Regions from separate parts of the Homo sapiens genome. Here regions 1 and 2 are each linked to region 3. A link is a contact called in ENCODE Hi-C or POLR2A ChIA-PET data. All regions are on one chromosome and are shown on one strand. Each heading gives the region's core, a stretch centred on a gene start or an enhancer-like site at or near the end of the contact. The rest is flanking DNA. Distances are from core to core; before and after follow the strand shown.

Region 1 (4,473 bases), core at 1,622-4,121, 7.8 Mb after region 3:
GGGGGTGGGAAGCTCCTTTCTTGACCCTAACCACAGGAGCTTTGTGACATATCTCTGCATCCATGATCTAAATATGTGATTCTGTGTTTCTGCCTGCACCCTGCTAACAGAGAAGATTACGACAAATTTCTAAGTGCAGTGTATCTTGTTTATCTTGTGCTGACCTCCTATCTCATCCTGTGACTAAGAATGCCTAACCTGGGGAGGCAGCCAAGTAGGTTTCAGCATATTTCACACAGCTGCTATTCAAGATTGAGTTGCTCTGGTTTGAATGCCTCCAACATTAAGATCCACTATAAAATTATGAAAAAAGTCTAGAGTAAATGAGAATTAAATTAGGATGGGCTATTCTACCCTGGGTGCGGTGGCTTACTCCTGTAATCCCAGCACGTTGGGAGGCCAAGGCGGGCGAATCACCTGAGGTCAGGAGTTTGAGACCAGCCTGGCCAACATGGGGAAACCCCGTCTCTACTAAAAATACAAAAATTAGCCAGGTGTGGTAGCGCACATCTGTAATCCCAGCTACTCGGGAGGCTGAGGCAGGGGAATTGCTTGAACCCAGGAGGCGGAGGTTGCAGTGAGCTGAGATTGCACCACTGCACTCCAGCCTGGGTAATAGAGCGAGACTGTATCTCCAAAAAAAAAAAAAAAAATTTAGAATGGGCTATTCTGAAAGATGTAGCAATAATTATATTTGTGTTTATGAGTTTTTTTTATTAACCTCTACACTTGATAATGAAAGAGGTTTCCACTGCTAAAGGAAAATAAATCTCTTGATGCCAAAATTACTAAGCCACTAGAAAAGTCAAGTTGAGAACTATGTCAGGCAAATCTGCCTCCCATTTTATTTCTAAATAAGATAGCTACAAAGATAAAAAAGCTACATACTTTCTTTACAATTAGCCAACAAGGAAATTCCTTGAGAACCAAAGACAGACAGAACTCAGAGTCATTTCTCTGAGCCTCGCCTGAGACAAATGCACATCTGATTGCTTCCTCTGCACTGCTGTTAATTTAGATATGCAGGTTCACTGAGCCAGACTAAATTGTATTCAGTTGAATGCTTATCAAGGACTCAAGAATCCAGACTTTTATCTCTTATTTACTTATGACCTGGAAGCCCTCACCTCAAGTTGTCCTGCATTACTGGATCAAACCAAGAAAGAGAGAGAGGAAGGAGGAGGTGGAGAAGGAAAAAGGTAGGGAAGGAAGATCTTATACATATTGATTGATGTCTCATGCTTTCCTAAAATGTTTAAAAGCTGCTGGGCATGGTGGCTCACACCTGTAATCCCAGCACTTTGGGAGGCTAAGGCGAGCAGTTCACCAGGTCAGGAGACATCCTGGCTAACAGGGTGAAACCCTGTCTCTACTAAAAATACAAAAAATTAGCTGGTATTCATAGAAAATATAATTTTTAATTATCGAGTAATCTGAATAAATGAATATATCATAAAAAAATTAGCTGGGCATGGGGTCATGCACCTGTATCCCCAGCTACTTGGTAGGCTGAGTCAGGAGAATCGCTTGAACCTGGGAGGCGGAGGTTGCAGTGAGCCGAGATTGTGCCACTGCACTCCAGCCTGGTCGACAGAGCAAGACTCCGTCTCAAAAAAAAAAAAAAAAAAAAAAAAAAAGTAAGTGTAGGCAAATGTAGATGCAAATACACATCTGTTTACACAAATTCCTACTTTCAAAATCACAGAGAATGGTCACTTTTTAGCCTTTTTATGAATAAAATCCTGGATTCCATTTATTATTCCATTAGAACTTCTGTACCTATTTTGAAATTTGAGATTAAATTGTCTTTTGCTGAGTTTGCCCAGTTTATATTTCAAGTAATACTATATCATGGGAACACATTAGAGATTTTCTATATTTTTATGTTTTACATCAGTTTCTAAAACCTGGAAATTATCTTGTTTTGAATTTCTTATGAAAATGGAATACTATCCACTAAGAATATTCCATTAGCATACTGCAACTTAAAGTCAGGAGATCTAAACTTTTTCTGGTAACATTACCTATATTTAGTTTTTTAAAAAATGTTCTCTTTTTGTATATGCTTTTTAATTTGCTTTTAAAACATGTGCATAACATTTCCTTGAATTCTATTAATGGACCTCAATGCTTTAAAAAAATTTTTTGATAAAATAATTCAGTCTGAATGTGATGGTTCATGCCTATAATCCCAGTACTTTGGGAGGCTGACTTTGTAGGATTCATTGAGCCCAAGAGTTTGAGACCATTCTGGGCTATCTAGTGAGGCTTCATCTCTACAAATAAAAATATGATAACAAATTAGCTGAGCATGGGGCCACATGCCAGTGGTCCCAGCTACTCAGAAGGCTGAGACAGGTAAATTGCTCAAGCCTAGATTGCTGAGGCTGCAGTGAGCTGCAGTCATGACCCTGCACTCCAGCCTGGGTAACAGAGACTCCCTCTCAAGAATAAGAAAAACCCCACAGAGGATAAATAATAAAATATTCAATGTTTGTAATACTTCCTACTCAAAGGGCCAGAAGCCAGGAAGGTCATAAAAGCTGAAATTCAAAAACAATTGTTTTCATTTTTTAGTATCCATATAGTATATTACTTATAAGTGAAGATGACCTTATACACAAGGTTAAAGGCAAATACCCTCTGGGTTGGGCCTGCTCTGCTCAGGGAGGAAGCCCTGCCTGAAAAGGCGGCAGCCTAGGCTGTCATTCTTTCTTCTTTCAGCCCAGCGTCTGATCACATCTTTCATTCAGGGTTTGCGGGGGCAGGACCTTAGAAGTTATCCAATCAGGGACGCTGGGCTGGAAACCGTCCAATCAGGCACGGGGCAGGAGAGGACAGGGCGGCTTCCGGGATGTGGCGGGGCCTTTGTCTCTGGCTGCAGTTGGAGCTCTGCGTCTCGTCTTCGTTCTTCTGTGTCCTCTGCTGCTAGAGGTCCAGCCTCTGTGGCTCTGTGACCTGCGGGTATTGGGGGATCCACAGCTAAGACGCCAGGACCCCCCGGAAGCCTAGAAATGGTGAGAGTGCCGGTCCGACATCCCGAGAGGGGGAAGGGGCTGTGGCGTGACTCAGGCCTTCCCGCAGTCAGCTCCACAATCTGCGCGTGCCGGAGTTCTTGCCCAGCTCGGCCTCAATCCCCTTCAGCCATAAGATGGCGGCTGCTCTGGGAGGCAGCCCCGGGCGTCCTGTCTCTTCTCTGCGCAGTGACTGTGTCCCGGCCTGCAGCCCTCTGTGGGCAGCTCTGCAGCCGCAACGCGGCGTCTCTCCCAAATTGTGCAGGGGCCACAGGAGGGTCGTCAGGAGAGAATCCTGACTCGTGATGCAGTTTCATGAATAGGAAGAGCTTTGGTCCGTGGCATTTCTAGTCCCTCTTTTGGTCTATTAGAAACAGGAGAGTCGGCCGGGCGCGGTGGGTCACGCCTTTAATCCCAGCACTTTGGGAGGTCGAGGTGGGTGGATGACGAGGTGAGGAGTTCGAGAGCAGCCTGGCTAATATGGTGAACCCCGTCTATACTAAAAATACAAAAATTAGCTGGGCGTGGTGGCGCGCGCCTGTAATCGCAGCTACTAGGGAGGCTGAGACAGGAAAATCGCTTGAACCCAGGAGGCGGAGGATGCAGTGAGCCGAGATCGCGCCATTGCACTCCAGCCTGGGCCACAGAGTGAAACTCCCTCTGGAAAAAAAAAAAAAAAAAAACTAAACTAGATTTTCCTTTATTTCTGACATTCCCAAATGCCACCTTCTTCTCCGCAATTCACGTTATCAACTATTTTTTCTTTTTTTTCTTTTTTTTTTTTTTTTTGAGATGGACTTTCGCTTTTGCTGCCCAGGCTGGAGTGCAATGGTGCTATCTCGGCTCCCTGCAACCTCCGTCTCCCGGATTCAAGCGATTTTCTTGCCTCAGCCTCCTTAGTAGCTGGGATTACAGGTGCCTGCCACCACACCCAGCTAATTTTTTTTGTATTTTTAGTAAAGACGGGATTTCACTATATTGGCCAGGTGGTCTCGAACTCCTGAGCTCAGATGATCCACCCGCCTCAGCCTCCCAAAGTGCTAGGATTACAGCACTTAAAAATAGCCACCGAGCCGGGCTATTTTTTTTTTTTTTTTAGTGTACATTTTAGATACAGAGATACGTTTTAGATAAAGATATTTTAGATATCTGTATATTTTTGATACAGATATTTTAATTATTTTTTGAAAAATCATTGGATGGACTTAAATAAATTTTCCTTTCTTCTTTCCTTCTTCTTTCTTTCCTTCCTTCCTTCCTTCCTTCCATCTTTCCATCCTTGCTTCCATCCTTCCTCTCGCTTTGTTTCCCAGGCTGGAGTGCAATGGTGCAATCTCAGCTCATTGCAACCTCCCGGGTTCAACCGATTCTCCTGCCTCAGCCTCCCGAGTAGCTGGAATTACAGGCACCTGCCACCGTGCCTGGTTAATTTTTTTGTATTTTTAGTTGAGACAGGGTT
Region 2 (4,476 bases), core at 1,887-4,386, 5.5 Mb after region 3:
TGCTCAATAACCCCCTCTCAGGAGACTCTGAACTATGCCCCAGTGAGTGTCTCAGGCGCATTTTACTCTGCAAGTTCTTACACCATCTCACTGGGGTCAGTTTTTTGCGGTTTGTTTTTGTTTTTGAAATGGAGTCTCACTCTGTCGCCCAGGCTGGAGTGCAGTGGCGTGATATCCACTCACTGCAACCTCCGCCTCTGAGGTTCAACTGATTCTCCTGCCTTAGCCTCCTGAGTAGCTGCGATTACAGGCCTGTACCACTACACCCAGCTTTTTTTTTTTTTTTTTCGTATTTTTAGTAGAGATGGGGTTTCACCATGTTGGCCAGCTGGTCTCGAACTCCTGACTTCGTGATCCACCCTCCTTGGCCTCCCAAAGTGTAGGGATTACAGGCATGAGCCACCATGCCTGGCCCTCGTTTTTGTTTTGTTTTGTTTTGTTTTCTAGAAATTTTTTACTATTTTTCTGTTCTCTAAAGGAAACCAGGAGGCAGAAATTATTTGTTTTCTCCTCAATACTGGTATCTGATTGACTGACCAGCAATGTGTCTTTAAGAAATGAAAGCTGGGTTGGGTGAAGACAATATTAATGTCTCATAAAATTAGCTTTAAAAAAAAAAGTGCACTAGGAAATGCCTTTTAGACTCAGGGCATCCACCTGCGCACTTGGGACGCTACACTCAATACCTCAGATTTTCCTATGAGAGAATATGACCCAGAAGCTGATATTTACTAGACACTCTAAGCAGACATAGCCATGGTGGGTATCTTCGTTTATCCCAATACAGTACTGAAACCCAGGTCCAAGAAAACCGAATGGTGACTGAAGACACATCACACTATAGTTTCCAAAAGGAAAACTTGACCCAAAAACATTCTGATAAGATATCTGTGACTAGGGAAGATAGAAGAAAAAAAAACGCAGAGATATTTTACAATACAGTGTCAGGAGATTATTCTTTGCTTTCTTCTCATAGGAAATATTTACAAAAAGAAAACAAACCTTTTTAAATGTGCCATCAAATGCTTTGTCAAAAAATGATTAATTGGCCGGGTGCAGTGGCTCACGCCTGTAATCCCAGCACTTTCGGAGGCCAAGGCGGGCGTATCACCCGAGGTCGGGAGTTTGAGACCAGCCTGACCAACATGGAGAAACCCTGTCTTTACTAAAAACACAAAATTAGCCAGGCATGGTGGCACATGCCTATAATCCCAGTTACTAGGGAGGCTGAGGCAGGAGAATCGCTTAAACCTGGGAGGCGGAGGTTGCGGTGAGCCGAGATCGTGCCATTGCACTCCAGCCTGGGCAACAAGAGTGAAACTCTGTCTCAAAAAAAAAAAAAAAAAAAAAAAAAAAAAGATTAATTGGCCAGGCGAGATGGCTCACGTCTGTAATACCAGCTCTTGGGGAGGCTGATGCAGGCGGATCGCTTGAGGCTAGGAGTTTGAAACCAGCCTGGACAACATAGTGAAGCCCGGTCTCTACTAAAAATACAAAAATTAGCCAGGCGTGGGGGCGGGCGCCTATAATTCCAGCTACTTGGGCGACTGAGACAAGAGAATCATTTGATCCCATAAGGCAGAGGTTGCAGTGAGCCTAAATCACACCACTGCACCACTGCACTCCATCCGGGGTGACCGAGCAAGCCTCTGTCTCAAAAATTAAAATAAATAAATAAATAAAAATTAAAACAGGTATCAAAATCTACCCTAAAGGACAAATAGATGATAAAGTGAATTAGGGAGGGGACATTGGCATTTGGGAATGTCAGACAAAACGGGAAATTTAGTATTTTCCTGCAAGCCAGAGTTAGGCTGGAGGAATAGGGGATGAGGGGTGGACTTGAGGCCCTGCTTGGGATACATGTGAAAATTTCAGGAAAAAAGCAGTCCCCTGTGGAGTGTGAAAATAATTAAGTGGCAGGCAATTAGATTGAGGTGGCTCTAGTCCCCGGATTTCTACTTCTAAAAAAAAAATCTAAACTCAAGAGCATTTTTTGGTAAATTACTACATTAGCGGAAACAAAATTCTTGCTTAACCAAGAATAAGCTGACAATTAAGCTCTGATTACATAACCAGGATATTCCCACCTTAAATGTAAAAATTAAGAAACGAGGCTGGGCACGGTGGCTCACGCCTGTAATCCTAGCACTTTCGGAGGCCAAGGTGGGTGGATCACCTGAGGTCAGGAGTTGGAGACCAGCCTGGCCAACATGGTAAAACCCCGTCTCTACTAAAAATAAAAAAATTGTGGTGGCGGGCGCCTGTAGTCCCAGCTACTAGGGAGGCTGAGGCAGGAGAATCGCTTGAACCCAAGAGGCGGAGGTTGCAGTGAGTCGAGATCACACCACTGCACTCCAGCCTGAGCAAAAAAGTGAGACTCTGTCTCAAAAAAAAGAAAAAAAAAAAAAAAAAACGACAACCTAGATTGCTGTACCTAGCCAATTATTGAATTTGGTTTTCTTTATCATGAACCTTGTAACAATCTTTTCTTCAGGCCCCTTCCATGGACCACAAAAGTACAAACCACAGCTGGGTGTGGTACAATTTTTGAATCATTCTTTTATTAAAGTATTTAATATTTTTGCAGTGACGCCCATAAATTTTTAATGGGAAAAAAGAGGGCCTGGGAACCCCACAGACCAAAGCTCTTCCCGTTCATGAACCCGCAACCCGAGTCAGGATTCTCCCCTGACGACCCTCCCCGGGTCCCTGAACAATCTGGGAGAGACGCGGGGCTGCGGGTCCACAGCTGCCCAGAGAGGGCTCCAGGACAGGGCACAGTCACTGCGCAGGGAAGAAACAGGACTCCTGGGGGTCTGGCTGTCAGCGCAGCCGCCATCTTATTTCTGAAGGGGACTGAGGTCGAGCTGGGCGCAGATTGTGGAGCTGACTGGGGGGAGGCCTGAGTCCCGCCACAGCCGCTTCCCACCAGTTCCAACCAGCCCCCTCCCCTCTCTCGGGATGTCGGACTGGCATTCTCACCATTTCTAGGCTTCTAGGGGGTCCTGGCATCTTAGCTGTGGATCTCCAATACCTGCTGGTAACAGCGCCACAGAGGCTGGGCCTCTAGGAGCAGAGGACACAGAGCAGTGAAGACAGACCTGGGACTCCGGCGACAGCGAGAGACAAAGGCCCCGCCATATCCCGGAAGCCGCTTTGTCCAGTCCAGCTGTGTGCCTGATTGGACAGTTCCCAGCCCAACGTCCCTAGTTGGATAACGTTTAAGGCCCCGCCTACTCAGACCCTGAGTGATAGAAGATGTGATCACACCCTAGGCTGAAGAAAGAGTGACAGCCTAAGCTGCAGCCTTATCGGGCAGGGCTTCCTCCCTGAGCTGAGCCAGGCCCACCCCAGAGCATGGGAAAATTCTATATCTTTTTTGCTCTCTCTCTTTTTCAATGTATTCAAAATGTGAACAAACATATTTTATGTATATTAATAATACATATAATTTTTGTTCAAGAGAAAATCAACTTTTACTTTAGTAATAATGTATTATCAGCACTAAAGCTAATTTGATAAACCGTTATAAGTAAATCCATCAGCTGGGCGCGGTGGCTCACGCCTGTAATCCCAGCACTTTCGATGGCCAAGGCGGGCGGATCACATTAGGTCATGTGTTGGAGACCAGCCTGACTATCATGGTGAAACCTCATCTCTACTAAAAATACAAAATTAGCTGGGCGTAGTGGCACGTGCCTGTAATACCAGCTTCTCGGGAGGCTGAGGCAGGAGAACTGCTTGAACCTGGGAGGTGGAGGCTGCAGTGAGCGTGGATCGCGTCATTACACTCCAGCCTGGACAACAAGAGTAAAATTCCGTCTCAAAAAAATAAAAGAAAAAAAAATTAGCTGGGCATGGTGGCGCACGCCTATAACCCCAGCTTCTCGGGTGGCTGAGGCAGCAGAATTCCTTGAACCCGGGGGGCTGAGGTTGCAGTGAGTCAAGATCCTGCCACTGCACCCTAGCCTGGGCGACAGAGCGAGACTTTGTCTCAAAAAATAAAATAAAATAACAAAAATAAAGTCCATCAAATTTGTCTTTTTGACCATTCTAGATTTTTATACATATTTTATGATCTCTTATACTTTTTTTTATTTTTTATTTTTTGTCTAGACGAAGTCTAGCTCTGTCGCCCAAGCTGGAGTACAGTGGCGCCATCTTGGCTAACTGCAACCTCTGCCTCCTGGGTTCAAGCGATTCTCCTGCCTCAGCCTCCCGAGTAGCTGGGATTACAGGCGTGCATCACCAAACCTGGCTAATTTTTTGCATTTTTAGTAGAGACGGGGTTTCACTATGTTGCCAGGCTGGTCACGAACTCTTGGCCTCAGGTAATCCACCCGCCTCAGCCTCCCAAATTACTGGGATTACAGGCGTGAGCCATCGTGCCTGGCCATTTTTTAAATTTTTATGTTGTATTTTAATCTACATTATTTTTATATTTTCAATTTGAAACAACCTTTAAATAATTTC
Region 3 (4,091 bases), core at 657-3,156:
GATGAGGTTGGTATTAAGAGCAAAGCTTTCTTGGATGCCTCTTATCCCACCCTCTGGCCACATCTATGCTAGAAGTTCCAAGCACATGGTTTAAAAAGAATGCTTCTCAAAATTTAACGTGTGTAAAAATCTCTGGGATCTTATTAAAATGCAGATTATTGGTCTCCTACCCTAGATCCTGAGTGTTTAACATATTCCCAGATACTACTGCAGGTCAGTGAATCACATTTTGAGTTGCATTGGTTTAAAATACCCCAAGTTAGAAGCTTGAGCACTTGCTAACAAGGTAACTCATTAAAAGTTATATGATATAGCTGTCTAGGATGTAGATGGTTAGAAATAGGTTTTGTTAACTGTAAGATGTTTAAAAAGATTCTTCACATTTTAATATGAAATTATAATGTGTCACATAATCGATGGTGTCCTGAACTGATAAAATACAAGTTTTTCCTTTAAACTCAAAATATACATTGGTCAATAAAGTTTCAACCTCTAAAATAAATTCCACACTTCTGTTTCTTAATTTTTTGAAAGAAGAAAACCATGGCACTGGGGACAGAGTACAGGTGTGAATGGAATAAGAATGGGACTACTAAGGCCTGGTTTATGAGCTAAATAGCTAGAAAATGTAATTTACACTATACTCTGTAAATTTAATTCCAGCTTTCTTGTACTTCCCTGAGAATGTTTGATGCAAGGTGGTTACAAGTTTTTTTTTTTTGTTGTTTGTTTGTTTGTTTTGATACTGGGTTTTGCTCTGTTGCCCTGGCTGGAGTGCAGTGGCACAATCATAGCTCACTGCAACTTCGACCTCCTGGTTTCAAGTGATCCTCCCACCTCAGTCTCCTGAGTAGCTGAGACTACAGGTGTGTGCCACCACACCTGGCTAATTCTTTTTTTTTTTTTCCAGTTTTTGTAGAGACAGGGTCTCGCTATGTTGTTGCCCAAGTTGGTCTTCAACTCTTGGCCTCAAGTGATCCCCCTGCCTCAGCCTCCCAAAGTGCTGGGACCACAGGCGTGTCCCACCACACCCAGCCAGGTATGTTTGTTTGATCAAGCAAACCAATGTGGTTGCAAGTTTTATATATAGCATCTAGTTCTCCCTCAAATGGAAGATGGGGATTATAAACTGTAGAGAGCAACTTGCGGGGCCTGATAACTTTGCTTCATCTGTTACAGGTGCTTAGTAACAGACTTGGAAGTCTTTCTGCAACAATACACATCTAACAATTACTGAACATCCATTACTTGCCAGAAACCTCATTACAAGGTACACATATTTTTTCTCATTACACTTATGTGCATGAGCAAACTGAAGCTCAGACATGCCGAGACAATCTACTTGATCATATAGGTAGAAAGTGGCAGAGATGAAAAATAAAAATTCTGATTGAAGGCCCAGTCTTAACGGTGTCTACACGCCCCTCCTTGGCACATGTCTTCTACCCCTAAGGACCAAAGCTTTGGGTTAGTGATATCATTCCCCAGCAGCTCTCGGCGCTTTGCATCAGGTTAAGAGTGTGAAACCAGCTCGCAGAAAGGAGCAGGATCTTGACCGCGGTCACCCCGGGAGATAGTGGCCAAGTTGAGCCAAGGCCTGGAACCCTCCTCTAGCATCGCACACCACTGAGCAGCCTCCGGGAGAACCTGCCTCCAGCCCTGACATCCCTCCCTAGCTCAGAGGTCGAGCCAGGCTAACCCGTGCTCCAGCCCTCAGTTTTTCTTAGGTAGGGTGGGCCCATTCCTGTAGCGGTTCTGTTAGGACTCCGCAGCAACAGGTAGCCCGGACCCATTTCACCCACCAGTACCAAGACCCCGACCCTTAACGTCCCCAACCCTCTCCAACTTCGCGGCCCCGCTTACTCTTCATTCTCGGACCGCTTCCGGCGCTCTCTGATGACGCACTGGCAGCTGCTGTCGCAGACTCTCGGAGCTCGGAGATGGCGCTATGCGTGACATCACCGGCGCTCGCCCACCTCGGGGGCGCATGCGCCTGGAAAGGGATTCGGCTACTGAGAACGTCGTAGGCGGTGTTGCTGAGCAGTGGGGAGGAGTGGGCTCGCTTCCTGGGGTCTTTTCCGCCTGCATCTTTTGGGGGACAGGCAGTAGGGTTGGGGTAAAGGCATGTGGAATGCTTGCTAAGGCCTGGAGTGGAGCGAGGCGAGGCGACTTGGAGAGGACTCGAAGGAGGTTGGGGATCTGGGAGGGCGGAAATGGGACGGGGACGGTGGGGTGAGGTCTTTGTCGTCCCTAATCAGCGCCCTTACGGATGAGCCGAGGCAGCTTCCGCTGTGAGCACGGGCACCGAAGCTGGGACAGCAGGCTTAGGTTCTAGTTCCGTGTCTGCTGCTAACTAGCTGTTTAACCTCGCTTAGGGCACTTCCCATCTGTAAGCCTCACTTGCAGTCTGTGCTGTGAGTGGGGTCGGCCTCACAGGTAGTGATGCGCCGCCTGGGTCCCTTTGATAGTTTCAGAAAGCTTTCTTGAGACTCAGAATATTTATTAGTTTTTATCAATAAAAAAATCATAGCAATAAGATCAAAGGTGGCTCACACCGTGGGAGGCGCAGGCGGGAGGATCTCTTGAGCCCAGGAGTTCGAGACCAGCCTGGGCAACATCGGGAGACCCCATCTCTACAAAACATTTAAAAAAAATTATCCAGGCGTGGTGGTGCGTGCTTGTAGTCCCAACTACTCGGGTATCTGAGGTGGGAGGATCAGTTGAGCCCAAGGAGTTTAGGGCTGCAGTGAACCTGGATTGCGCTACTGCACTCCAGCCTGGGTGACAGAGTGAGACCCTGTCTCCAAAATAAATAAATAAATTCCATATAAATAAATAAATGAATAAACAAACTCCATTGCTCAGTGGAAAGGTGCAGGAAGGCCTGGTGCAGACTTCTCAGCAGTGACCCAGTGTTGGGCAGAACTGTGGAGCCCCAATTTCTGCTGAGCACTGGGCCTGTGCTGGGTGGGAGAGAAAAGAAATACGGTCCCTTTATGCTAAGTCAGTGGTTCTCAACTTTGAGTACAGTATACATTTCTTTACAGGGGATTCTGGGAGTATGTCCAAAGGTTTTAGTTTGAGAAACATTGGCTTAAACAATTTCTTTGGTGGTGACCTTGTACCATTTTGATTTTAAACATTAGACTGCAGGCACTGAAATTGGTTCATCCCAGTGACCCCGCGTGCATTGACTTTATAAAATTTATGTATTAGTTTTTGCATATGTAGTACACTTATGCATTTATTTTATACGTATAAAATTTGGAAAGACCACATTTAAACCAAAACATGCTGCCTTTGCAGATGCCTGAAAATTGTAATTTATGGGACTGATAGAGAACTTTTATTATTTTTAAAATTAACCAATAAGAATTGTATGTATTTATGGTATACAATATGGTTTGAAATGTGTATACATTGTGTAATGGCTAAATGAGCTATGAGCGATGCTAATACACTCATTTTGTGATGAGAACACTTCAGACCTACTCTCAGTGAAATTCAGGTTATTAACTGAAATTCACTGTTATTAACTATAGTCACCATGTTGTACAATAGAGCCCTTCACAAATGTGAACTTTAAAATCAAATGAGACAGCAGAAGATGTTAGCCAGTTTCAGAGCTGTGTACTCAAGGGGGGCCCTTTTAGGCAAGACCTCTGTGATTATGGAGATTAATGAGAAGACCTGTGTCTTTGAAAGTTTTTTTCTAGGGTTGTTAGGACTCTTAACTCCCAGTTGACTCCTTCTGGGATCCCTGGATAACTGCCAGTCTCCCCTCGAATTCCCTGATGGTGGTGGGGTGGGTCGTCCTTGAGTTGCAATTACAACATAGTTCCTTCATCATTAAAATATTTTTTTTTTTGAGACGGAGTCTTGCTGTGTTGTCCAGGCTGGAGTGCAATGGTGTGATCTCGGCTCACTGCAACCTCTGCCTCCTAGGTTGAAGTGATTCTCCTGCCTCAGCCTCCTGAGTAGCTGAGATTACAGGCACACACCACCACGCCCAGCTAATTTTTGTATTTTTAGTAGAGACAGGGTTTTACCATGTTGGTCAGGTTGGTCTCGAACTCCTGATCTCATGATCC

What was found. A loop is a pair of places that touch in the nucleus more often than their neighbours do. ChIA-PET counts read pairs that join two places held with the same protein, here RNA polymerase II (POLR2A). Pooled maps may share reads with other maps.
Region 1: a pooled map shows a loop between it and region 3 (2.9-fold over the local background). The contact joins the promoter of ZNF43 here to the promoter of POP4 in region 3. A Hi-C loop is called at or near these places in 1 of 50 pooled maps. POLR2A ChIA-PET finds 5 or more read pairs at or near these places in 2 of 52 experiments (CD4-positive, alpha-beta T cell and WTC11).
Region 2: a map of CD8-positive, alpha-beta T cell shows a loop between it and region 3 (17-fold over the local background). The contact joins the promoter of ZNF254 here to the promoter of POP4 in region 3. A Hi-C loop is called at or near these places in 1 of 168 maps with a recorded cell type or tissue (CD8-positive, alpha-beta T cell) and 2 of 50 pooled maps. POLR2A ChIA-PET finds 5 or more read pairs at or near these places in 1 of 52 experiments (naive thymus-derived CD8-positive, alpha-beta T cell).

The regions. Positions count from the first base shown.
Region 1 is chr19:21,834,580-21,839,052 of GRCh38, reverse strand. It overlaps ZNF43 (zinc finger protein 43), which reads left to right and starts at 2,871. Exons shown (of 4, transcript NM_003423.4): 1 at 2,871-3,017. The coding sequence starts at 3,015. RefSeq lists enhancers at 1,834-2,806, 2,918-3,077, 3,098-3,147, 3,188-3,277, 2,807-3,780.
Region 2 is chr19:24,085,847-24,090,322 of GRCh38, reverse strand. It overlaps ZNF254 (zinc finger protein 254), which reads right to left and starts at 3,136. Exons shown (of 4, transcript NM_203282.4): 1 at 2,986-3,136. The coding sequence starts at 3,015. RefSeq lists enhancers at 2,761-2,850, 2,911-2,960, 3,011-3,090.
Region 3 is chr19:29,604,098-29,608,188 of GRCh38, reverse strand. POP4 (POP4 ribonuclease P/MRP subunit) reads right to left here and starts at 1,906. Exons shown (of 7, transcript NM_006627.3): 1 at 1,864-1,906. The coding sequence starts at 1,870. RefSeq lists an enhancer at 1,764-2,253.